Regions from separate parts of the Homo sapiens genome. Here region 2 is linked to region 1. The links are chromatin loops, found by intact Hi-C in ENCODE. Cell type or tissue: ovary. All regions are shown on one strand. Each heading gives the region's core, and the rest is flanking DNA. Links, peaks and the distances in the headings are about the cores only.

Evidence for each region. Hi-C counts contacts between places; a loop is a spot of excess contacts. Peaks named below come from ENCODE experiments on the same cell type or tissue, not always from the same donor. Only the 100,000 strongest peaks of a DNase experiment are listed, where the experiment ranks them.
Region 2: it touches region 1 in a loop (5-fold over the local background); 23 of 110 quality-filtered maps call a loop at or near these places.

What each region holds. Positions count from the first base shown.
Region 1 is chr6:108,938,352-108,950,211 of GRCh38, reverse strand. All of the region lies in intron 12 of ARMC2 (armadillo repeat containing 2), which reads right to left. Among named protein-coding and RNA genes, the nearest start is that of ARMC2-AS1, 20 kb to the right of the region's middle. RefSeq lists an enhancer at 4,295-4,851. In ovary, for the core only: no CTCF peak of the experiment used is centred there; DNase peaks (open chromatin) are centred at 4,191, 4,641, 4,981, 5,265 and 2 weaker places; H3K4me3 peaks cover 762 bases; H3K27ac peaks cover 6,648 bases.
Region 2 is chr6:109,073,338-109,085,197 of GRCh38, reverse strand. All of the region lies in intron 1 of SESN1 (sestrin 1), which reads left to right. Among named protein-coding and RNA genes, the nearest start is that of SESN1, 16 kb to the left of the region's middle. In ovary, for the core only: no CTCF peak of the experiment used is centred there; a DNase peak (open chromatin) is centred at 4,987; H3K27ac peaks cover 2,327 bases.

The DNA.
Region 1 (11,860 bases), core at 1,540-9,539:
GTTTTTGAGACAGAGTATTGCTCTGTCGCCCAGGCTAGAGTGTAGTGGTGCAATCTCAGCTCACAGCAACCTCCGCATCCTGTGTTCAAGTGATTCTTCTGTCTCAGCCTCCCAAGTAGCTGGGATTACAGGCATGCACCATCAAACTTGGCTAATTTTTGTACTTTTAGTAGAGACGCGGTTTCACCATGTTGGCTAGGCTGGCCTCAAACTCCTGACCTCAAGTGATCCACCCACCTCGGCCTCTCAAAGTGCTGGAATTACAGGCGTGAGCCACTGTGCCCGGCCTGTTTTTAGTTTGAAGAGGATTAGTTTGAGAGAGCATCTGGGACTATCTCCTTCCTGGGCCAGGGGTCATCTTCTCATTCTTTAATTACCTGACTGTTCCCTAAAGAAGCTATGGGATATTTATGGGCCTTAAGTCTAAAACAAGCACACACAATTTGATTATAATACTTGAATCCCATTTCACATAAAACAGAGGGTTACTTCAAGTAATGCCTGGTGGCAAAGGCCCTGCCCTGGGCTCTGAGTTGGTAGCTTCTCCTCCACCCTGATCAGACCCAACAGAGTAGCAGAAAATCAGTTTTCCAACCAGGACAGAGGGTATTTCCAAGAATTAAGCATCTTAAAGAAGAACTTCATCTGATATTTTCTAAGCTGAGGACTATAAACAGAATTTTTGTGTGAACTTTGATACATGTTTCCTGCTGAAAGACTATATGAATTCTAGTTCTGAAAATCCTAATAATTAATAACAATAACAGCACAGTAACAGCAGCAACTAACACACAGTACTTATTAGTACTCATGATGTGCCAGGCATTGTCCTAAGCATTTATATATACAAATTAACTAATTCACTAAAAATGATAACTTCCATTTCTTTAACCTGAATAAAGCTATTCACAGTATCTTTTACAATCTAAACCGCCATCTCCCTCGCACATTTGATAACAGTGATGTTAATAAGTTTTGGACTTCACCATGTTCCTGGAATTGGGCTCTCTTCTCCCATTTCCATAAAAGCATGTTAAACAAGACAGGAAAGGCATTATGAGTGATTTTAAGTGATTGCTTATTTAATTAATATTTGCATTTTGTACCCTAAATTGTTACCAGGACTAAACAATTTACCTCCTAAAATGTCATGGCATCTTCTAAGGGTGCTGGATTGTTTTTTTTCTTCCTAGGCCTTGCCGTTTCACCTCCATCTACCTGGTCTTGCTTTTCTCTGAGTCCAGCTCAGTAGGCTTCTCCAGCCCTGTCCCACCTCCAGCTATCCGTGTTGATTTGCCAGGATTTAGATCAGATCCTGGTAAAAAATAGATTTCCTTAGTGGTCATCATTCTTCAAAATTCAAATGACCTCTCCCCACTGTCACATGCAGTCTAATCTGGGAAGACTAAGTGCTGCTTTTCTTTTTCTAAAAATTCCCTCAGGCCCCTTCCTCTTCTAAAATTCTTCGATTCTGTCATCTCTGTAGGTCCTAACGTGGCCGAGATTAGTAAGCCTCCAGTGCAGAAGAAGAAGCTCTAGGCTGTAGGGCAGGAAGAGTTAACACTGTTATAATACTGCTTTTCCTGCTTCAGATGGAAAAGGAGGGGGTGGTTCCTGGCAGCCGCGGTGCCAACTGAAGCATGGCATGCGAGATCAACAAATGGGATGGCAGATTGCGCCGTCTGCAGCACCAAACTTCCAGCAACTGCTATCTCTGCTTACTGTTTTTGTCCTGTTTTTCAGGGTTAGCTAAGGCACTTTTTCTTTTCTTTTTTTCCCCTCCCTTCTTAAATATATTCTACATGGACCTAGGGATCCTGGAAGAGGCCAAAATAGAAGCCATCTCACAGGAGGTCAGCAGAGGTAGTGTTTTCTTATCTCCATGCCAGGGCTTGTCTTGACTCATCTGGAATCCTGAAGAAGGCTGAGCAAGTCAGCTTTCTAGGGCCCCTCTCCTCACCATGGGTGGCCTCTGCTCCCAAACCGTGCACTCCAAGGTCCTCCCTACTGAACCAAGGTCTGCGTTGGGCAGGATCATGGAGAGATTATCTACTGTTCCACAGCCCGAGCCATCTCAAGTCTATAAAATATTACTTAATATTCTATAAAGATTTGTAAAAATTAAACCAAGGCCAAAATCATCTATTTAGAGAGAGCACCAATTCCACAGCGGAAAAGGATTTCATCAATATGCAGCTCTCCTTTGAGGCACACATTCTCTCCTTTATTCTTAGACAATATCTGAGAATCATCTATAAATTAACACTCCATTTTTATAGCATTTTTATTAAATTTAACACAATGTTGCATATTCATATCATAACTATGTGATTTTGAAATAGCAAACTGAAGATGAATCAAGAGAGAGCTTTTTTTTTTTTTCCTAAAGAAGGCAGTCTAGTATAACCAGTTCATATCGACTTTCTAATTTTGCTTAAAACAGAATCAGCCTAGCAACAGCTACGGCCAACCAGAGCTTAGACAAACAGATACACTTAGAGGAAGAAGACTGACCTCAACAGAGCTTTCCAGTTAGAGCCTGAGGGATATTGTCATTAGTTTCGCAGATGTTATGCCCCAATGAGCAAACAAGTTACTCAATCTGAATGGGCCCCACAAGCCTGTGAATGAAATTACTTTAACTGGAATAAAACCAGGAACAGGGCACTGCTCACCAGGATGGTCTATGTCCAGTTCCAATGGTGGCAGCATTGGCAGTAGCTGTTGCATGTTACTTTCCATGGGAGAGACATTGGCCTAAAGCCAATGAAAGACATTTTTACCCCTATTTAGAGATGTTGAAACTGAGGCTTCAGGAGACTCATTAAGTAAGCCCAAAGTCAAACACTGGTGAAGAGAAGAGGCAGGACTTGAACAATCATCTCTGTACACACAGATGGTTTCCAAAACCACCTTCAGCCCAACTCCTCATTGCTAATCATCATCATCTTCCCAGTCCCCCAGCCCCAGCATCTCTGATTCCTCTCTATCTCATCCCCTCACCAAGCAGTCACCAAGTCTCCTCGACTCTGTCATCTCAAAATGTTCCCCAGCTCCCTCCTGCCCATGCCGACCTGGGCTAATCTGCCTGTAGACTGTTGTCAGAGGCCCTTTCCAGGCTCCTCCCTCTGCCATCAACCCTAACACCACTTCTTAAAGCACAGCTCTTCCCTTTGCTCAAAAACATCTACTGCCTATTAAATGAATGTCAAAGCCAGCATCTAATGCATCATCTGGCCCCACGCAACCACTTCTTTGCTACCTCACATTACTCTCTGCCCATGGCCAGCCACAGTGAACACATTCCTCCCCGACTCCCACACCCTTCCTCCCGTACCTTAAAATAACTCATGTGCATAATGTTGACTGTGGGGAAGAAACAATATCAAGCTGTCACAGAAAGAATAAACTATGTTCAGCAGACTCCACTTAGGAGGGAACTGCTTCCACTAAGTAAAGGAACACATTTTAGAAAAATTTGTAAGAATGGGTTGAAATGGAAGGGGATGTAAATATACTTAAAATCCGAACTCTCTATTAACCAGAAAATTAATCAAAATACCCTGTTTAAAATATGGTTACAAACTTCTCGTGCCTGAGAGCTGAATCAGGATTTACAATTTGCTTTGTTTATCCAACTTACCACCCTCAAACAAAACTCAAACATTAATTGAGCTTGCAGGTGGCTTGAAGAACAGATAAATTTTAGCAAACTGGAAGACAGACTGTGCACTACTGCAAAAATGCTAACTGACCATAGGGCACTGAAAGTGGGTCAAGAGTTTGCCTACGTGTTTAACTAGATAAAATCGAAGAATCTGAAATGTTGGAGACTCAAAGCCAAGAATCTAAGTAGAAAATCATTTTAAAACCAGAAGAGATTACGCTTGATTCCTCCATCCATCTATCTGTTCTATCAGCAATCATTTATTGAGCACCCACGATATGCCTCTGAATGTCACTCAAAAGTACCAGGCCAATGCTAGAATTTCACTGTGCTAAGTTCTTTTTCAAGCCAGCAGACATAAATCAGGCATTTGGGTTCCGTGCTGAGCGGGGTAAGAGCCAGTTCCACAAGGGCAAAGCCGGCAGGAGCTGGAAAGAATGAACAAGCTAAGGGCGTATTGTACAGCCTGCCCGGTCAGGGGCGCAGACCAAGGCCAAGGCTGAAAAAAGGAGCAAGCTCAGCCAAATGCTCTCAGCACCCGCTGGGAATGTGCCTGCAGAGGGGCTGGGAAGACAGCCATAGGGCGTGCTCCTGTCAGGCAGGAGGCAGAGGACAAGCTGGGAGCCAAGTCGCCCTACAAAGGCACCAGGGGAAGGGGTGGGGGCACCTTCCTAACCAATCCTTGATGGCCCAAAGAGGATAGCGGGGAAGAGAAGGCACCTCTCTGGAATGCTGAAAGGCTGTGGTCACATTCAAGATGAACAGCTAGAAAAATGGAGGTGGTTTTGCTTTCAGCCCACACTGTTCAGACATTCCAGCTCTCATTTCTGATACCACGATGGCTAAGCATTCCAAATCAGTGTTCACTGTGCATACATGGCTGAAGACAGCAGCTTATGCCTATAGAAGTCTAAACAGAATGAGAGAGGTAGGACTTTAAAAGCAGCACAACCAAGAATGAGTCTGGCAGTTCCCAGGGTTTGCAAAGGCTCTGACGACAGTCCTGCTGCATCTGGAAGCTCTGTGGTAAAAGAAACAAGAAATTAACCGTATCTAAACGTGGAGAGAGTTAAATGGTCAATGGACACATGTGATAGGAATGTAGACAAAGGTTGTTCTTTTTGATCATGACCTTTGCAAAATATTGCCAGTCTTTTGAAAGTCTTATTTGAGGCATTTTACCAGATCTCTTGCCTAGTAGATATTTACAGAAGAAATGGGGAAAATCCCTTCATGTTCTTCCAAAAAACAAACCCAAATGTATTTTCCTGAGATGCTAAATGTAGCAACACTGACGTCAGAGGCGCCTCCTGAGGCAGGCTCTGCCTCCCAAAGGCTGATAGCAACCCCACTCCCTCCTTCGTTATTAAGCCCATCTGCTTGCACATTTGTTTTGTACCAAAAGCAGTTTACACCATAAAGCAGACAATATGTGCACATTTCTTAAATGAGATTTGTCATTTAATTGAATTTTGGCCAGCATTTTTAATAGATATTTTACCTAACTCTAAAGTTTAGCTTTCATACGGCATTAAGCCGAACGAGAGGCTGTTTCATCTCAGTTTTTGTGTGTGTGGGAACTGGAGTTACTAGTTGCATCATGGATCTTGGACAAATTAACCACACAGATATGAGCCAAAGAAGTTTCCCTTGCTCTCCCTGCGGAAGTCATTTATGAGAGCTGGGAGGAGTAGATGCCTTTTCATTGAGACTGTTGGTGAGCCAGAAACCCAGGCCATGCACATAACCATCACATACAGATGGAAACGGAGGCCCACTTCACTGAGGGCCATTATGCAAACAGAGGGGGTGTAAAGCGGACCATATTCTAAGTGAACTCATCACTCTCAATTTAACTGTTGCAAACTACAACATTTAGATATGGGTATATACTGAACTGTCTCAAAACACGATATCTGCAGGAATTATTTTAAAGATGAAATTTGGTGCTTGTTTCACTAACAAATGAATCAGCAACTCGCAGCTTGTCTAGCCAACTGAACTGAAGGCACCCTCCCTTGGACAGGCGGCTCTAAGGGTCCTGAGGAGTAGAGCCTGTGCCCATCTCTCCTGAGGGAGCCACTCTGGCCAGTGCTTGAAGCCTCATCAGTGTGATGAGCACCTTTTTCAAACTAGATTTGGTCCCAGGACTTATTTTGACACAAGTCTGGCAGCGAAAATTTGTGGAAAAGACTAATGTACCATCCTGTGTTCTCCAGCTAAGAAATCATTCCTCAGCTGCCTGTGCAAAAGGCAAAGGGCCAGTGGTTCTTACCACTTACTGGGAAGCCTACATTAGCACCTGGTGGGTCTTGTCAACTTGGTTCCTACTTTGTCAGGAAGAATCACTGTCAGCTCTGCTCCTGTAGAGAAAGACTGACTCTGTGTGGCTGATTTGATTAATCACTTTAAAATCTTTTGAGGTTTTATGGGAACCCCTCTGCTGTCAATACTGGAGAAAATGGTTTTAAAGAACCACCTTAATAACTTAAACCATAGGGTCTCAAAACCTGCTGTTCATTTGAGTCACTTGAGAAGTCTCTTAAAAATAGGTTCTTGGGCCCCATCCCAGACCTGAATCAGAATCTCTCTGGGTGGGGCCTGAGCACCTGTATTTCTATTTTTAATTTAAAAAAATTTTTAATTAAACTCAAATTTTAAGTTGAAAATAGGTTTAAGGGTTCCTTTTGTTTTGTCTTGTTTTGTTTTTTTGAGACAGGGTTTCACTGTGTAACCAGGCTGGAGTGCAGTGGCTCGATCTCAGCTCACTGCAACCTCCTTCTCTCAGGCTCAAGTGATTCTCCTGCCTCATCCTCCCAAGTAGCTGGGATTACAGGCATGGGCCACCAAACCCAGCTAATTTTTGTGGGTTTTTTTTTAATTGTTGTTGTAGAGACAGAGTTTTACCATGTTGCCCAGGCTGGTCTCGAACTCCTGGCTTCAGACGATCCATCTGCCGCAAAGTGCTGGGATTACAGGCCAATCTGAGCCACCTGTGCCCAGCTAAGCACCTGTATTTTTAAAGCTCCCCAGGCAAATCTGATGATAAGCCAAGTTGGGGAGCCACTCTGATTTAAATCAAGAAAAAATTAGAAATCTCACCACTTGAATACCCATTATTTGTCTTTATAATAATGCTTTTTAAAAAATAATATGAATTCTTGTAAATATAAATCCTTATTCCTCATCAATACCCCTCACAGCACAGTTGTATAGAAAAGTGAAACCACACCACAACCCCTCCTGTCGATGGACTTGATTCAGACTTTATATACTCGAATATATAAAGTATATTCAGACTTCTCATATGTTGAAATCAGACTTTACCTTGACAAGAGAAAAAGAATGTAAAAATAATGGAAAATTTTGTGACTTTTGGTATCTTCTCATGTAATTCTAATTTTTATCCCCTTTAATGGAAAACAACAGCAGATGGGGAGGAAATATTCTACTTCTTCCAACAGCAAACGGCCCTGGTGCTACCTGGTTCAAAACAGGATTTCCCCCTCTGTGGACGGCAGCAGCGACCGGCAGCTTCCTGTGAAGCTCCCCATCCGCTGATAAGATCAGTTCAAGAGGCATGTGTAGGTGACATTTCATTTATCACTATAAAGGGTTTTTTTCTTTTCTTTCTTGTTCATTTTAGATTTCTGTTTCTATGTTTTTTGAAAACGCGATTAGCCATAAACATGATTTGATTTAAAAGTGTGTCTTAGAAAAATGAAACCTATGCTGATCCTAAATGTAGTCCTCAGGCTTTCAAGACAGAAGCAATACTAACCTCCCAGAACAAAAACAGGGAAGGTCTACTGACTCTTTCTGATTGTCTAATCACTTGGCAATGGCTGTGTATATTAAGAGACTACAAAGCTTCCAGAGTATTTCTCTACAACCCAAGTTAGTCTTGCAGGGATGTTTCCAGGAGCTGAAAAAAAAAATAATTATAGGAAGTAATAATTCTGTTTAAATAAGTTGCTGGAAGGCTGATTCAGGTCTCCACAATCAGTTCCAAGCCTCAACATTCAAGTAAATCCCAGTTGCGGCAAAGTGTCTAACCACTGCAGATCAATACACTCACATCAGAACATTAAGAGGAAAAACAAATCATATTTGATCGGCCACCTGGGACATGGGAAACATGAAACTAAGATGCCATGCTGGTCTGAAGGGATTCTGTTTTGCTTTTTATGGCAGCCCACCCATGTGAAAATTGTGGGAAAAAAATTCTTATTATTTCTTCCTCCAAACTAGGAAGAAGAAAGTACATATTTAAGGAAGAAGCACTCGAGTACTAGAAAAAATATTTTTTAACACCTTACAGGTGCCAAAGCATTTCACACACTCAAAATTCTTTCTTCCAGCACTTATGAGCTTACTTTGCCAAGCATCATCTCGGTCTATCAGGACAAAGTCTGTGTTGTTTAGGAACTCGCAGTAGTGGATAGGGCAGCTGCATAATGATAACCATTTGGAGAACCACTAAAGAAATGTTTATGAAGACTTATGGGAATTTCTGGTTAATGATTTTAGGAAGTGGTTGGGACACACAACTACTTCCTTGTAGCCTAAACTCTTTCCCTGCTCTTCTAAAATATTTTGGTTTTGAGGAAAATATAAATTATGTATTTTTCTTACTGGAAAAAAATCAAAGTAATGACTTAAAACTACAACATTTCAATCTTTATTATAAGTAAAAGTATTGAGTCAAAGTATAATTTTTTAAAAGTTAAAAACATGACTCTCATGGGCTCATAAAATGAACACACTTCAAAAGTATTTAACTCATTAATGAGGGGGCCGATACCACGGTAAACTTTGTTCCAAGCACAACTGAAGAACCGGGAATTTACAAGCACTTAAAATTTCTGGGTTATATACAAACCTGACAAATGCCTACAAAGTAATAAAACCATAACTTTTGAGGTGATCCTGTCTACCAGATTGAAACCTACAAATTAACATGTAACTTTATTGTGTCTGGTATCTAACCAAATAGTAAACAGCAAGTTCAAACACCAATATGTTGGCCTAGGGAATTAATCCCTGATTGGGTCATTAAACAATGCCCTGGCATGCCTTTGTCAGGACATGCCTCCACCTATTCCATACCTTATCGCTAAGATTTGTATAGTTTTTCTTAATAATAGTGAAGTGGTTAAGGCCATAGGCATACTGCTTGGGTTCTTAGCTCTGAGTGTACTAGCTGGGGGTATCAGCTATGTTAAAGTCTTAAAAATGTTGCACTGATGAGGGAGAAATTGACTGGTCTTGCTTGGGAGGCCTCACAGGGGAGCAGACAAGAGAGCTACAACTTGAAATATGGAATTGGCTTTGAAGAGGAGAAGTCACAGAGAAATTTCATCAGAGCCCCTTAGGCTCTTCTCATTAAGTCTGTTCATATTCAATTTTATTTTAAAGTTTTTAGTCTAAAATATCTGTCTGTCTGTCTGTCTGTCTGTCTAGCTAGCTAGCTAGTGATCAATGGCTCACTGCAACCTGGGCTCAAGCAATCCTCCCGCCTTAGCCTTCTAAGTAGCTAGGACTACAGACATGTGCCACCACGCACGGCTAATTTTTTGTTTATAGAGATGAGGTCTATGTTGCCAGTCTTCTCTCTCTCTCTGAGATAGGATTTCACCTTGTTGCCAAGCTGGACAACTAGTTTCACTAGAGGCTTGCACCACCACGCCTGGCTTATGTGTTGATACTGGAGTTAAAAAGAAATTATTTAGGCAGATAGTGAGGGTAAGGAGGTCCTCGGTAAGGTTTTCCTTTTAATGAAAAGCAGCCCCCAAATAATTTCTTTTCTAATAAAGAGCAGCCTGTAAAATCAAGCTGCAGACATAGAAAGGCAAGCTAGAAGCTTCCACGGGTGAATGCTGCCAGCTGTGCCAATAGGAAAAAGAATACCTGGGACTAGGCATGTCCACTATGGCAGCTCCATCTTCCCTTCTCTTTGCTAGCCACATGTACAGTAAAGAGCAGGTAACATGGTGCTGGCCAAGCAAAAACACCATTTGTATAATAAGAAGATTAGGTTGGGGTGGCCACCTTCCCTGCGTGCTATGTAAACATCACACCTGGTCCAACCAATCTTTGGGCCCTCTGTAGATCAGATATTGCCTCCTCAAGCCTGTCTATTAATACCTGTGCATGGGCCAGAAGTTCCACTTGGGTGCCTCTCTCACGCGCAGGAGAGAGAGCTGTTCTCCTCTCTCTTTTGCCTATTAAACCTCCGCAGTTAACCTCACTCCATGTGTGTCCATGTCCTTGATTTCCGAGATAGAGTCTTCCTCTGTCACCCAGGCTGGAGTGCAGTGGCACGATCTCGGCTCACTGCAGCCTCTGCCTCCCAGGTTCAAGCGATTCTCCTGCCTCAGCCTCTTGAGTAGCTGGGACTACATGCTAATTTTAATAAGCTTGGTTATGAGGTTCCCTTGCTAATTGCAAACAAATAATTGCAAAAAAGCAGGTAAAGACTACCAAAGGTGGAGGTAGCAACCAATAGAAAAAGAAGAGAGAGAAAATCTACAAAGAAGATGCAGACATTTAAAGAACCTCATCAACAGACTCAGGCTTCACATGTGGGACAAACAGTCTCTACAGCAATAATTAATGCTTATAATAATGACCTTTGGTATCAAGAGGTTAAGTTAGTTTTAATATCTTCTAAGAAGGAAGAGAAACATGCAATATGTTTGAATATGATTTTTGCCACAATGATTAAGTTTAGTGATGAAAGTGATAACATGCATTTCTTTGATGGTTCTGAATAAGCATGTTACTGTACATGGTTTACAAGGTGCTCTCTATTCCTCTTTGGAAATTAAAATAATTTTAATAGGTATTTTAGTCTGTTCTTGCATTGCTACAAATAAATACTTGAGATTAGATAATTTATCAAGAAAAGAGATTGAATTGGCTCATGGTTCCGTAGGCTGTACAGGAAGCATGCTGCTGGCATCTGCTCAGCTTCTGGGGAGGCCTCAGGAAACTTTCAATCATGGCGGAAGGTGAAAGAGAAACAGGCACATCTTACATGCCAGAGCAGGAAGAAGAGAGAGAGCAGGGGGAGGTGCTACACACTTTTAAACAAGCAGATCTCAAGAAAACTCACTCACTACCACGAGAACAGCACCAGGGGGATGGTGCTAACCCATCCGTGAGAACTCCGCCCATGATCCAATCACCTCCCACCAGGCCCCACCTCCAATCCAGGGGATTACAATTCAACAGGAGATTTAGGCTGGGACAGAAATCCAAACCACATCAATAGGAACATAAAATTGTAATATACATCAACAGAGAAAAATGTGGTTTCTTAAACATGAGTTTTGCTTTTCAGATAACCATTGGTCTAACGTGAAAATTAGTTTAGTGAAAAGTATAGTAAAATTTTATGCCAATTTAAACTTTAGGATTTTTAGGCTGGGCGCAGTGGCTCACATCTGTAATCCCAGCACTTTGGGAGGCTGAAGTGGTAGGATTGCTTGAGCCCAAGAGCTCCAGGCCAGCCTGGGCAACATAGTGAGACCTCATCTTTATTTTAAAAAACAAAAAAAAACTTTAGGACATTTAGTTACTCAAACTAGAAAAAGCATACTCTTAGCCATACTGATATCTCTAGTCTCTCATATTGGTGAGGTACCAGGATTTTTGTTGGTTTATTCCATATGGCCATCATCTAAGCTCCAATCAGAGAAACAAAAGTATCTATTAGTAATGCTAGAAAACAATAGCACTATTTGTGAGTACTCAATTAATGAATTTTCTTCCTTAAAAAAATTATAGATTATAACATAACTTGAAATCAAACTGTTAAACAGAAGTATTTTCTTTTGTCCATATTTGAAAATTCTAATGGCAAGGCAAATAAATCTTCTCTAATTAAAGACACCTAAATCACCCAAGATCAAAGCACCAAAGCAAAAAAAAAAAAAAAAAAGGTAGTAATGGGAAAATAAAATTATAATTAAAATTCATAACATTAAATTATAAAATAAAATATATAAATAGATCTCTTTTGAGTATAACATGTAAAAGAATTCTTTTGGGCCAGGCACAGTGGCTCACACCTGTAATCCCAGCACATGGCAAAACCCTGTCTCTACCAAAAAAAAAAAAAAAAATTAGCCAGGTGTGGTGGCACATGCCTGTAATCCCTACTTGGGAGGCTAAAGCTGGGGTTAAATC
Region 2 (11,860 bases), core at 1,172-9,171, 140 kb before region 1:
AGGTATGAAATCCTTAGCTAGATAGTCACACTATGGGAACATTATTTTTATGCTTGTTTTTTTTTTTTTCTGTTGGTTGCTACACTGATAAGCCAGTGTCAATAAAGATACATGTACCATAAAGTTACTGTATAAAAGAAAAAAAAACTTTAAAAGATGCTTGTTTTTTTAAAAGTGCGTTTTTCGCTGGAGATACTTTGAGAGTTTCTGTAGGATGACTATTAGGAGCATTTATTAGATTTTCCCAGTTGGTATTTTATTATTAAAATCTGTCTATTACGAGTAGACTCACAGTTTGTGGCACACTTTTCAAATAAATAGATTAAAAACAACCTTTAGTTTGTAACAAAAAAATTCATGTTAAATTTGGCAACATAATAATTATCTGTCTTCTCATGTTCTAATGTCTTTTATATAAAGAAATCTGATAGATTGTAATGAAATAGGGAATTACCTTGGAAAAACTAGATACTTTTAGCTTTATATTTTACATAAATATTACCTTATTTTTAATTTTAAAAGTTAGAGGTCTTCTTAGAATTATACATTCTTTCATTTATTATAAAATCACCTTAGGACAATTCCTAAGCTTTTATTTATTTTTTGTTTGTTTGTTTTGTTTTCTTTTGTTTTGTTTTTGTTTTGAGACCGACTGTTGCTCTTGTTGCCCAGGCTGGAGTGCAATGGCGTGATTTCAGCTCACTGCAGCCTCCCCCTCAGGGTTCAAACGATTCTCCTGCCTCAGCCTCCCAAGTGGCTGGGAATACAGGCTCCCGCCACGATGCCCGGCTATATTTTTAGTAGAGATGGGGTTTCACCATGTTGGCCAGGCTGGTTTCCAACCCCTGACCTCAAGTGAACCGCCTGCCTCGGCCTCCCAAAGTGCTAGGATTACAGGCGTGAGCCACTGTGCCTGGCCTAATTCCTAAGCTTTTAAACAATACTAAAGGGAAAAAAATTTATGACATGAGCTTTGTGGTTTATATTACCCAAATAAACTTTAATATGTATATATAATCATTCATTGAATATACATATTCATTTAGTGAATAGTATTAATTTAGTATTTTAACTTGAAAGTTGTTTAAATTGACAAACTGACAAATATATATGCCTTGAAAAATTAAACATATGGGTAGGATAATTTTTACTTTTATTGTAATATTCAGTAAAGTGTAATTAGAATCTTTACCTTACTAAAAGTGAGCATTTACTGTTTTGATACCTCTGTGTTTGACAAGCACTGCACACTTGTCTTTAAATTTTACATGATTTCATTTTCTAGCTAGTTGGCAGGTGTTAGCTGTCTATAATTATAACTGAGTAATTTTTCAAATGCTATTCATAGCCTAAACACAGCAAGACATTCTTCCAATCATGTGATAAAAACTGAGCCTTGCAAAATAGTGGTAGAGTGATATGTTCAATGGTACCGAAGGACATATTTAAGAGAAGCCTTTCAAAAGTAAAAAGTAATTTAAATGTTAGGGAGACAGGTTTTCTCACAGTGTAAGATCTCTCAAAGTCATTGATAGTGATTATACCTCAAATTAAGATGTATCTACTTTCTCATTGAACAAGTTAAGGTATACATTGACTGACTTAAATTATAACATATGACCTTTGTTGATGACAGTCATTCTGAGTATGAAAAATTGAAATTTTGTTGAGACAATGTAAATTTTACCATTGAACCTAATGAATCATTTCTTCTCATTTCATTCATTAGATTTGTGTATGTGTGTGTATCTACTATCTGCCAAACCCTATGCTTATCTATTTTTTGACATGGGAAAGAAAAGGCTATGTATTTCACTTAAGTTTAATAAAGGTTATACTTTAAAAAACAAAAGAAACTTTTTATTTCTGATTTACTTTATTTCCTAACCATCTATTCTAAGTATCCACAGTCTCACTTTGACTAGAGATCTTACTTCAGAATGGTGTAAAGGTCATGTTGAATTTTCTTACTGGCCATGTGCTCATGAATAAATTAACCTCTACAGTCTCAGTTTCCTCATCTAGTAATTGACATTTTATTATCTCCCTTGTGGTATGGTTCTAAAAATTAAGAGATGACATTGGTAAACCATTTTGTAAACTTTAGTATACTGTACAAATTTAACTGTGAATAAACTCTTTGAACCTTTGTTTACTTATCTGTAAAATAATAATAATACTTCATACAGTGGGTTTGAGAATTATTTGAACGTGTAAAGCATGTAGAAGTAAACCTAACACATAGTAAGTGCACAACAAATATTGGTGATGATTGTGATGGTGATGATAATGATGCATTTGATCTAGATCTTCCATCTAATGAGTCAAACTTGAAACTGCCATTAGTTTAGAAATGGATACGCTTGATTTTTACGTGATTGACTTTCATACATCCCGCACTTTATCCACATGTATTGAAAATCCCTAATTGCCTTTTGTACATTAAATTCCATTTTAATACATCGTGTCATAGGGTACCACTGCCCCAGTGTAAGTGTTAGTAGTTGCCCAAAGTGACAGCAGATCTGGAGCAACCAGCCCTTCATTGGAGTCCAGCATCATTCTGGTATGCCAGCATGGCACCAGCAGGGAGAGGTTGCAGAGAGGCAGCTGCATGGATCATCCAGGTGATCAAGTGCACATGGAGAGACCCATGGCCAAAGTTTGTGCTTCAGTACCTGGACAGCATTGGAGGATAATGGTCAAGACCATGGGCTGTGAAGTTAGTCAGACCGGGTTTAAGTCCTGCTCTGCCAAACTGTGTGACTGGGCAAGTTACATAACCTCCTTAAGCCTCAGTTCCCTTACAGAGTTATGAGCAATGCTTACTGGAACCCAGTAAGCACTCAGTGAATGTGAGTACTTAGTATTCTATTCTGCCTCCTTCCTCTAGGGGAGGAGATAGGAAGTTGAGCCCTCTAGCACTATATGCCCTTAGAGCCCCCAAGTCTCCAGCCAACTGAGAAAGTTTTAAGCTACTTTAAAGGTTCATTGGTCCTAGGGGAAATAGTGCCTCTAGGAACTACAAGGATTTTATAAATATTGTTTTAGCTCTCTGGGAACTGGATTTCCCTTACACTGAGTTAGTCTCTTATTTCACTTATAAACATTTAAATTTCAACGTGTCTTCAGGGACACATAATATAGGAAAGCAAGTGATTGTTTGTATGCCGGTATTGCCAGTAAGCAACCGAATACTCTGCTCCTGGTTGATTCATGTCTAGTACTCCAAGCAAGTTATCTACTACAGAAGTTTCTTTCCTTGACGGTTTAATGAGGACATTAGAGCTGCCCTATCAGTGTTTCTACTGTGCTTCCCCCAATGGGAGCTTGACATACTAAGCAGAAAGTCTTCAAAACAGTGCTTTCTGTATCAGACAGCCTGATATAATTTAGAAGAAAGGAACTAAGCAAGGTTGAATTTGCTTGGTAATATCTGGCAGGTGTCTTTGGGGCTCCTGCTGAGCTCCCAATGCCTGCCTAGTTTATCTTCTGTGAATTGGGGTGGATGGGAGGGGAGGGGCAGAGGTGGCACCAGACTTTCCTGTCTGCTTTAAAATGTGCCATGGGATTGGAATCAAGTTGTCTTAAAGAGCCATTAGCAGTCTGTATGCTTTTGAAAACAAGAAGAAAAGGCATTCTGTATGCCACACCTAACCCTTAGCCCTTTTCATGTAATAATTCATTCAACCTTCCCAACATTGTATGAGTAGATATTTTTATTCCCATTTTATCTGTCAAGAAAAAACAAGGCCCAGATGGGTTAAAAACTTGCCCAAGTTATCATAGCTAATGCAAGTTGAATATGTCTTATCCAAAATGCTTAAGACCAGGCTGGGCACCATGACTCACACCTGTGATCCCAGGGTTTTGTTGGATTGCTTGAGCCCAGAGTTCAACACCTGCTTGGGCAACATAGTGAGACCTCATCTCTACAAAAAATACAAACATTAGCTGGGCATGGTGATGCATGCCTGTGGTCCCAGTTCCTTGGGAGGTAAAGTAGGAGGATTGCTTGAGCCCAGGAGGTCAAGGCTGCAGTAAGTCAAGATTGCACCACTGCACTCCAGCCTGGGCAACAGAGGGAGGCCTTGTTTCAAAACAGAACAAAATGCTTGGGACGAGAAGTGTTTCAGATTTCAGATTTTTTTTTTTTGGATTTTGGAATATTTGCATATGTATAATGAGATATCTTCGGGATGTAACCCAAATCTAAACACAAAATATATCTGTTTTATATATACCTTATCACATAATCTGAAGGTAATTTTTATGCAATACTTGGAATAATTTTGTGCATGAAATAGTCTGTATTAAGTACTTGTGTGTGGAATTTTTCTACTTGGGGTGTCGTGTCAGTTCTCAAAATGTTTCAGACTTTGGAGCATTTGGGATTTGGGATTTTTGGATTAGGGATGCTCAGTCTGTAAGAGGAGGAGTCAGGTTTAAAACCCAGGCTGTGAGACTCAAGAGTCTGTGCTTTCCAACATTATACCTCATTATCTGAATAAAAATTTAACGTTAAGATTCCTAACAGTAAAAATATATTACTTTCTTTCCCAAATTGTTTTCCTTCAAGGTAAAACTTAAAACTTTTCTAGGGGAAACCACATTCTCAGATGTTATTAAGTTGCATATCAAGTTCTTATTTAAACCTTGACCCATGTTGAAACTGATTTGAACCCTACTGAATCTTCATGTTTCACTGTGGTGTATAATTTTCATTATGTTGTCATTATAAAAGTTGCCTGATCGCAAGGATTCTATGGACTGAGATCCTGGAAATATGGTGTATAAAAGGCTTATTTTTATATTAAGAGATTCCTAGTAAGATGATTTATTTAATGCACTACCTAAAAGAAAATTTGGTATATTTCCATGAGCAATAGACTCAAGATTAGCTTTGAAAGTTAAAAGAGCATTCTCCTAGCTAGTTCATTGTTGCCATGACAGTGCTGGCAGTGCAAGTGTTGTAGTAACTCCTTGCAATGATCTTATTTTAGACCCTAACGTTTGCAGTGCTGAACGTCCCCTTCCCCGCCCCACAAGTAACTCTAGTGGAAAAGTACTGGTTTTATAACTGGCTTCTGGCTTTATAGCTGAAAGACTGCACTATTGTGGGCTTGAAAAAATAGTGTAGGAGTGTTGAGTATTTTTCCTGTGGATTATAAATGTTTGAAATCTCCCAAAATACGGTTTTGCATTACATATCATACAGCAAGTTGTTTATAGCTAAAAAGAAAAGGAGCCTCAATTGTCTTTAGAAATCAAGCCTAGGTTGTATAATTACATTGAGCTCATACAGAAATCATTCTCCCATTTGTATGCTCATGCATACTTCAGATTCAACTTATTCTTTTATTCAGTTATTATGGAAAATTATCATTAGAATCATAAAGGATTGTGTTTAAACAATGTAGAAAAGTACTTTTTTGCATCCCTTTCATAATTCAGCATTTATTTCATAAATTGTAACATTTTAGTCTTGATTTCTTAAAAAGCAAACTCACCTAAGTTATATAATGTTCAGAAATTACTCAATTTGAACTGGGTACCCGAACCAACATAATTGTTGAAGCATTTTTAACTTTGTTGCTTATATGTTTTAAATTAGATTTTAAAATACCTCATTGAGATTTTCTAATTGTAAATCCTATTATGACAGTACCATTAAGCACAAAATATTTGCAAATTTATAAGAGTAAATGCCATTTTTGTCCTTTTGCATACCATTTGTTAGGTCAGAGTTTTGATATGTGCGCTAAAAATCTGTTATAACATGATGAAACAAAATGATTTTGGCAACTGACCTTGTCAAGGAAGATGGAAAGTCTAACTGTTATACCTCATTAGTGACACCTGCTTTTTTCTTAAATACTACATTAAAGCTTAATTCATCTTCCTTAGGTGTTAAAGATTTAAACGTATCTTGCATGATTGGGCCTGTATTGAATATTAGAGTATGAATATCAGACAATCCCTTTTGTTTCTTTTTTTTTTTTTCAGTTTAGCACAGAAAAATAACTTTATAAGCAAAAATTTGACCCCAGGCTAGAATTGCATTTAGCCTTTCCACCAGGCAATGAGAATTTATCAGAAGTGTGTTTATTTTTATTCTCTTAGTGGTAATTATTCCGATAAAGAAATATCCAATTCCAGTCTACAATGGTCTTTGATGGCTCCCTCTTTGAATTTGGAAGTAGATATATAGTAATATATGAAGATTCAAACCTTGAGATAAATATTCTTTCATTTCATACAATATATTATTTTAATTGGTCAGAATGAGACTAAATTATGATTAGCTCCTTTCTCTTGTTAAAATACAGAATTACAGGGTTGTTATTTTTTTTCCTGAATCCCACAGCACCTCTATAGCAGACCTCCCTCTCCACCTAAGGCTGAAATAAATATGCTTTTTAAAGATAAGGTTAGAATTCATTTAAAATATTTCTTTATGTCTGACACTGTTTTGGCATTGTGGGGGATGTAAAAACAAAAGAAAACAACTATTGCCCTTAAGAATTTTGTAATGAAAATCGAAGAACAAATTAAGACTGGCTAAAAATGTGAAATTTTATGGTACTGTGTTGACAACAGTGCAGCTGTTGGTGGGACAGTGCATCATACAGCCAGACTTTCTAGAGGGCAGTTTGAATATTAGTCCAAACCTTAAAAGTGTGTACATGTTAATATATTTATGATATAAATGTATTATCTATATGTCTTTTATATACAAGTGGGTAATTAAATATCAAACAGCAGGGATTATAGACATAAAGGATTATTATTTATATTTATATTTTATTTTATTTTGAGACAGTGTCTTACTCCATCACCCAGGCTGGAGCACAGCAGTGTGACTATAGCTCACTGCACCTTCAATCTCCTGGGTTCAAGTGATCCTCCCACCTCAGCCTCTTAAGTAGCTGGGACTACAGATGCACACCACTGCACCCAGCCAATTTTTAAGTTTTTTGTAGAGACAGGGTCTCATTATGTTTCCTAGGCTGGTCACGAACTTATTGTAATTATTGAAAATTGTTTTAAAATGTATGTATAGGAAAAGAAATAAATATACAAATTTAAATAGAAAAGACAGCTTTAAAATAGTATGTAAAATATTTATTATTATAGAGAAGAGGGAAAAGTCAGGAAACTCATGCACCAAAATATTAACCATAGTTCTCTTTTAGAAATAGAGTTATTGGTGATTTAAATTTTTCTTTGAATAATGGTAATCATTAGTAATTAATTTTTGATATGACTTGTTTAATGAATTAAAAAAATTAAAATCACTTAAATGTATTGAGTGCTTACCATATGGCATTGTGGTAAGCATTTTACATATAACATTTGCAGTGTTTCCATGGGTTACAGGTTTTGAGGAAGAGATCTTTCCCAAACAAAAGAAGTACACAAATATGCATGAACCCACTCACTATAATGTTAGATTAAGTTTCTGATTTATTTAGTCAAGGAAACGGGAAGCTCCTAGGCATTCTCATTGAGAAGAAGTACTTGCAGCCACCTTAGTGCTCTTTCCTTGGACCCCAGGGTTCCCAAAGGTGGGGTGCAGCTGCTGGTGACACTGTCTGATCATGTGGGTCACACCAGATCTGCAAAACTCAGTTCATGCCATACTATTGTCTTTTTATATTTGGGGTTTACATTCATATTCTGGATGAGTTTACACAACTATCTGTGCACTTTGTCTGAAGTCTCATTTCCCTGCAATCTCCAATTTTATACCTACAACAATTCTGGGAGGTGAGTTTTAGTTTTTATAGATGAGGAAACAGACCCAGAAAGATGAACTTAAATAGTGAATACTGGAGTCGAGAAGGCATGTCTGATTTCTAAGTCTCTGTTCTTAATCACTAGTCTATTTTCCTAGAGTTTTTTGGTTTTTTTGTTTTTGCTTTTTACAGTGAGCATGTATTATTTTTGTATTGGAAAACAAAATCAATGGGGAAAAAGTATGTGAAATGTAGGGTGATACAGTACAGTCATGTGTCACATAATGACATTTCAGTCAACAACAGACTGCATATACAATAGTGGTACTATAAGATTATAATATATTTTTACTGTACTTTTTCTATGTTTAGATATGTTTAGATACAAAAATACTTATCGTTGTGTTAGAACTGCCTACAATATTCAGTCCAGCAACATGCTATAGAAGTTCGCAGCCTAGGAGCAATAGGCTCTACCATAAAGCCTAGGTGTGTAGTAGAGTTTACCCTCTAGGTTTGTGTAAACACACACAATGATTTTTGCACAAAGATTAGATCACATAACAACACATTTCTCAGAATATATTTGTGTCATTAAGTGAAGCATGACTGTAATTCAGAGCAAGGAAAGATCAGGATGGGTTGGAATAATAAAGACAGCTTAATACAGCAAATAAATTTTACTGTAATAATTAACTTTTATTCTCAGTTTGTCTGTCATTTACACAAGTATACACTGCCTCTATCCCAAACATGCCTAAACCAAATCTCGGATGACTGGCTGGAAGTAATTAATGTTCTGTTGTTGTTTCCTGCAGACTAAGTTTTGGCCTCATTTTTGTTTCCTTTTTGTGGCCCCCTTTTATCTTCCTTGCGCCATCTGTCAGTGCCTGTATGAACATGTAACTATAACTTGTGTCAAAGCTCCTCACTACATTGATGGGCATTATAAATAAAACAATTCCAATAAAACAAGTTTCCATAAAGTAATACCCTCGTAATTTAAAGACTGAGATGGCCAAAAGAAGTTGTAAAATTTACATTAAAGAATTGAAATTTCCCTAGAATGTTACTATGCTTGACATTCAAACTCATACACTTATACTGTATTGAAAACTTATTGAAAGAAAGTAGATTCTTATCAAGCAAATTAAACTTACAGCATAAACTAGGACTGATATTCAGCCAGTATGCATTGGCACAGCAGTACTTGTTAAAATACTGAACTGTTTTCATACTAGTTGGTAAATAGTAAATTGAAGCTGCAAACCACAGTACAATTAGTGATACATAATAAAGATGGATGATTTATCTTAGAAACCACACATGCACTTAGATTCCAATCTGGTCTGGTCACTGAAGCATGGAACTAGGAAGTTTGCTCAAACATCATATTATTTATTTCAGATGTTGGGGAAAGTGCAGAAGCCCTTGGATGACAGAGAGAGACTATGCAGTGAACTGGAGAGGACCTAATTTGTGAAAGTGTCAGTCATGCCAAAGGGAGGAGCAGGGTCCAGGCTTAGGTGGTTACTGCAGAGGCTTCCACAAGCCGAGGAAAAAGACCCTCAGAGTCATTCCCTCTGGGGTCGGGGAGGGGGTGTTGAGGAGCTTTTATTTTTTTAACAACTGAATTAGTTTTTTATAGCCTCATTACAAATTTGGTAGTTTAAAACAACACACAACTATTATTTCACAATTTCTGTGAATTAGGAATCTGCTTACACCTTAGCTGGGATCCCTGTTTCAGGGTCTCCTATAAAGCTGCAATTACAGTATCTGCCAGGGCCATGGTCTCATCTGAAGGCTCAAATTGGGAAGAGTTTTCATCCAAGTTCATTCAGATGATGTAAGATTCAGTTCCTTGCAGGCTAATGGATTGAGGGCCTCAAGTTCTTAGTTATGTTAGCTGGAGGCCACCCTCAGTTCTTTGCCACATGGGCCTTTCCATTTGCTTCTTCAAAGGAAACGTGAGGAGCTGGAGAGAGTATTAGCCTGAGAAAGAGTGCCAGCAAGACAGAAATCACAGTCTTTTATAGCCTAATCTTGGAAAAAACATCCCATAACTTTTACCTTAATCACTTCATTAGAAACCAGCCAACTAGGTTTAGTCCATACTCAAAAGGAACAGATTACAGAAAAGAGTGAATACCAGGAGGATCATTAGGAACCATTTTAAAAGCCATTGGGAACCATTACCCTAACAACCTATCTCCTGAAGCTAGGAGTTAGGAAAAGAGTCCTTCCTGCATACTATGAAGAGAGCTGTGATTTAGGGTATATGCTTAGAAACCTGATTAATGTCAGAATAGAGTGTGCTTCAGCTAGTGATAGTATGAGTCCAGTCTCGACTTCTTCCTACCTTTGCAACCATTCTCCAGATAAAGGAGCCTCACACCAGCCTGAACAATAGATGCTCTACCCCAGTGCCTGCCCCCTCACTAGGTGGGGCTCACCATGCCTCAGTGGGAGAGGCCTGCCTGGCTCTAGCAGCTTCTTCATCTTCCTCGTTCTTCCTTTCCTCCATGACTCTTGTCAACCATTATTCCTATGCAACTTTAGGAAATGTTTTACTTCCCATTCTTGGTACTAAAAGCAAAACAGCATTTGTCCAAAAGGTAGGAAATGGCAGTCAGCTTTCTTTTCATCATTTGATACTTCTCTAGTGAGCTGTGAGTCAAATCTCTTCTGTGTCTATGATTTGAGGGGAAAGAGAATTAAAAGCAAATCCCAAAACTTTAATGAGCATTGTCAAATGAATAAGGAGTGAGATTAAATATTAAGCAAACCCAAATTTTATTCAGATCACCCAAAGTCAAGTTGGTGTACTTTACTATCAATTTTGTGTTATTTATAAGGAACAGATGAAATAATTTTGTCTTTTTTCACTTTATAAACCATAATTCTTATGTATTTTGGCTATTGTAGAGCTACCCACAAATGATTACATAATTTATAGCAATTTATTTTAAAAATTTAACCCACTGAATACAATGTTGAGATGAGAGCTTTTCAATGACAGAGAAAGCTCTTGATTTTAGTAGAGAAACAAATTATCAATATTTATAATTTTCTCATTTCATTTTTAGCATCTTGGCCAAATGTTTTATTAAAATTAAACTATTTTTAATGTATATTTTAAATCTAGAAGGTATATACATATATACACACATATATACAGTTATGTGTTGCTTAATGACAGATATATTCTGAGAAATGCATTGTTAGGCAATTACATAATTGTGCAAACATCATAGAATGTACTTACACAAACATAGATGGTATAGCCTACTACATATCTAGGCTATTGCTCTTAGGCTACAAACCTCGATAGCACATTACTGTAATGAATAGGCAATTGTAACACAATGGTATTTGTGTTATCTAAACATAGAAAAGGCACAGTAAAAATGTTGCATGATAATTTTATGGGATGACCATAGTATATATGGTCCATTGTTGACCAAAATGTTATTATGTGACACGTGACTGTATGTCCCAATACTAATAGCGGTTATCTCTCTTGGCAGTGGTTTATGCTTTTCTTAATTTTTCCAAGATTTCTATAATGAGTTAATCTATTATAATGAGACCAAACACATGTCATTAAAAAGAAAATAAGTCAAAACACCACTTTCTATTCATAGAAGAGTGGCTTTTAAGGTAAGTAGAACTTCAGTAAACTGTACTCTCTGAAATGTCTCTTCTAATATGGTATATACCAACTTTTAAAGCTGAGATTTTTATTTAGAAATAACTTTCTTTCAAACACCTTGGCTGTTAATGAAGAATATTTTTTCCTAATGAGTTTTGCATTTGTGGGTTTTTTCCCCTTTGTGTTTACACTGAATAAAAATTTACTCCTAATTCTCAGCTTTTAGCTTTTATGAGCGCTAGATGGCACTCTTGCTCAACCAAAATCTAGTTTGTTGCCCATATTTTGGTGCTGTGGGTCTTAGGAGAAGACGGGTTTGCAATGTCACAACACTTATGTTTTTAAAGGGGGGTTGGGGAAAAGAGACCAAAGTTTCCAAGTTTAAATAGCCGAGCTTAACTGATTTAGTGTTTCCATCTATTGAGAAAATAACCATATAATAACAACGATAACAGTCATTCATTTC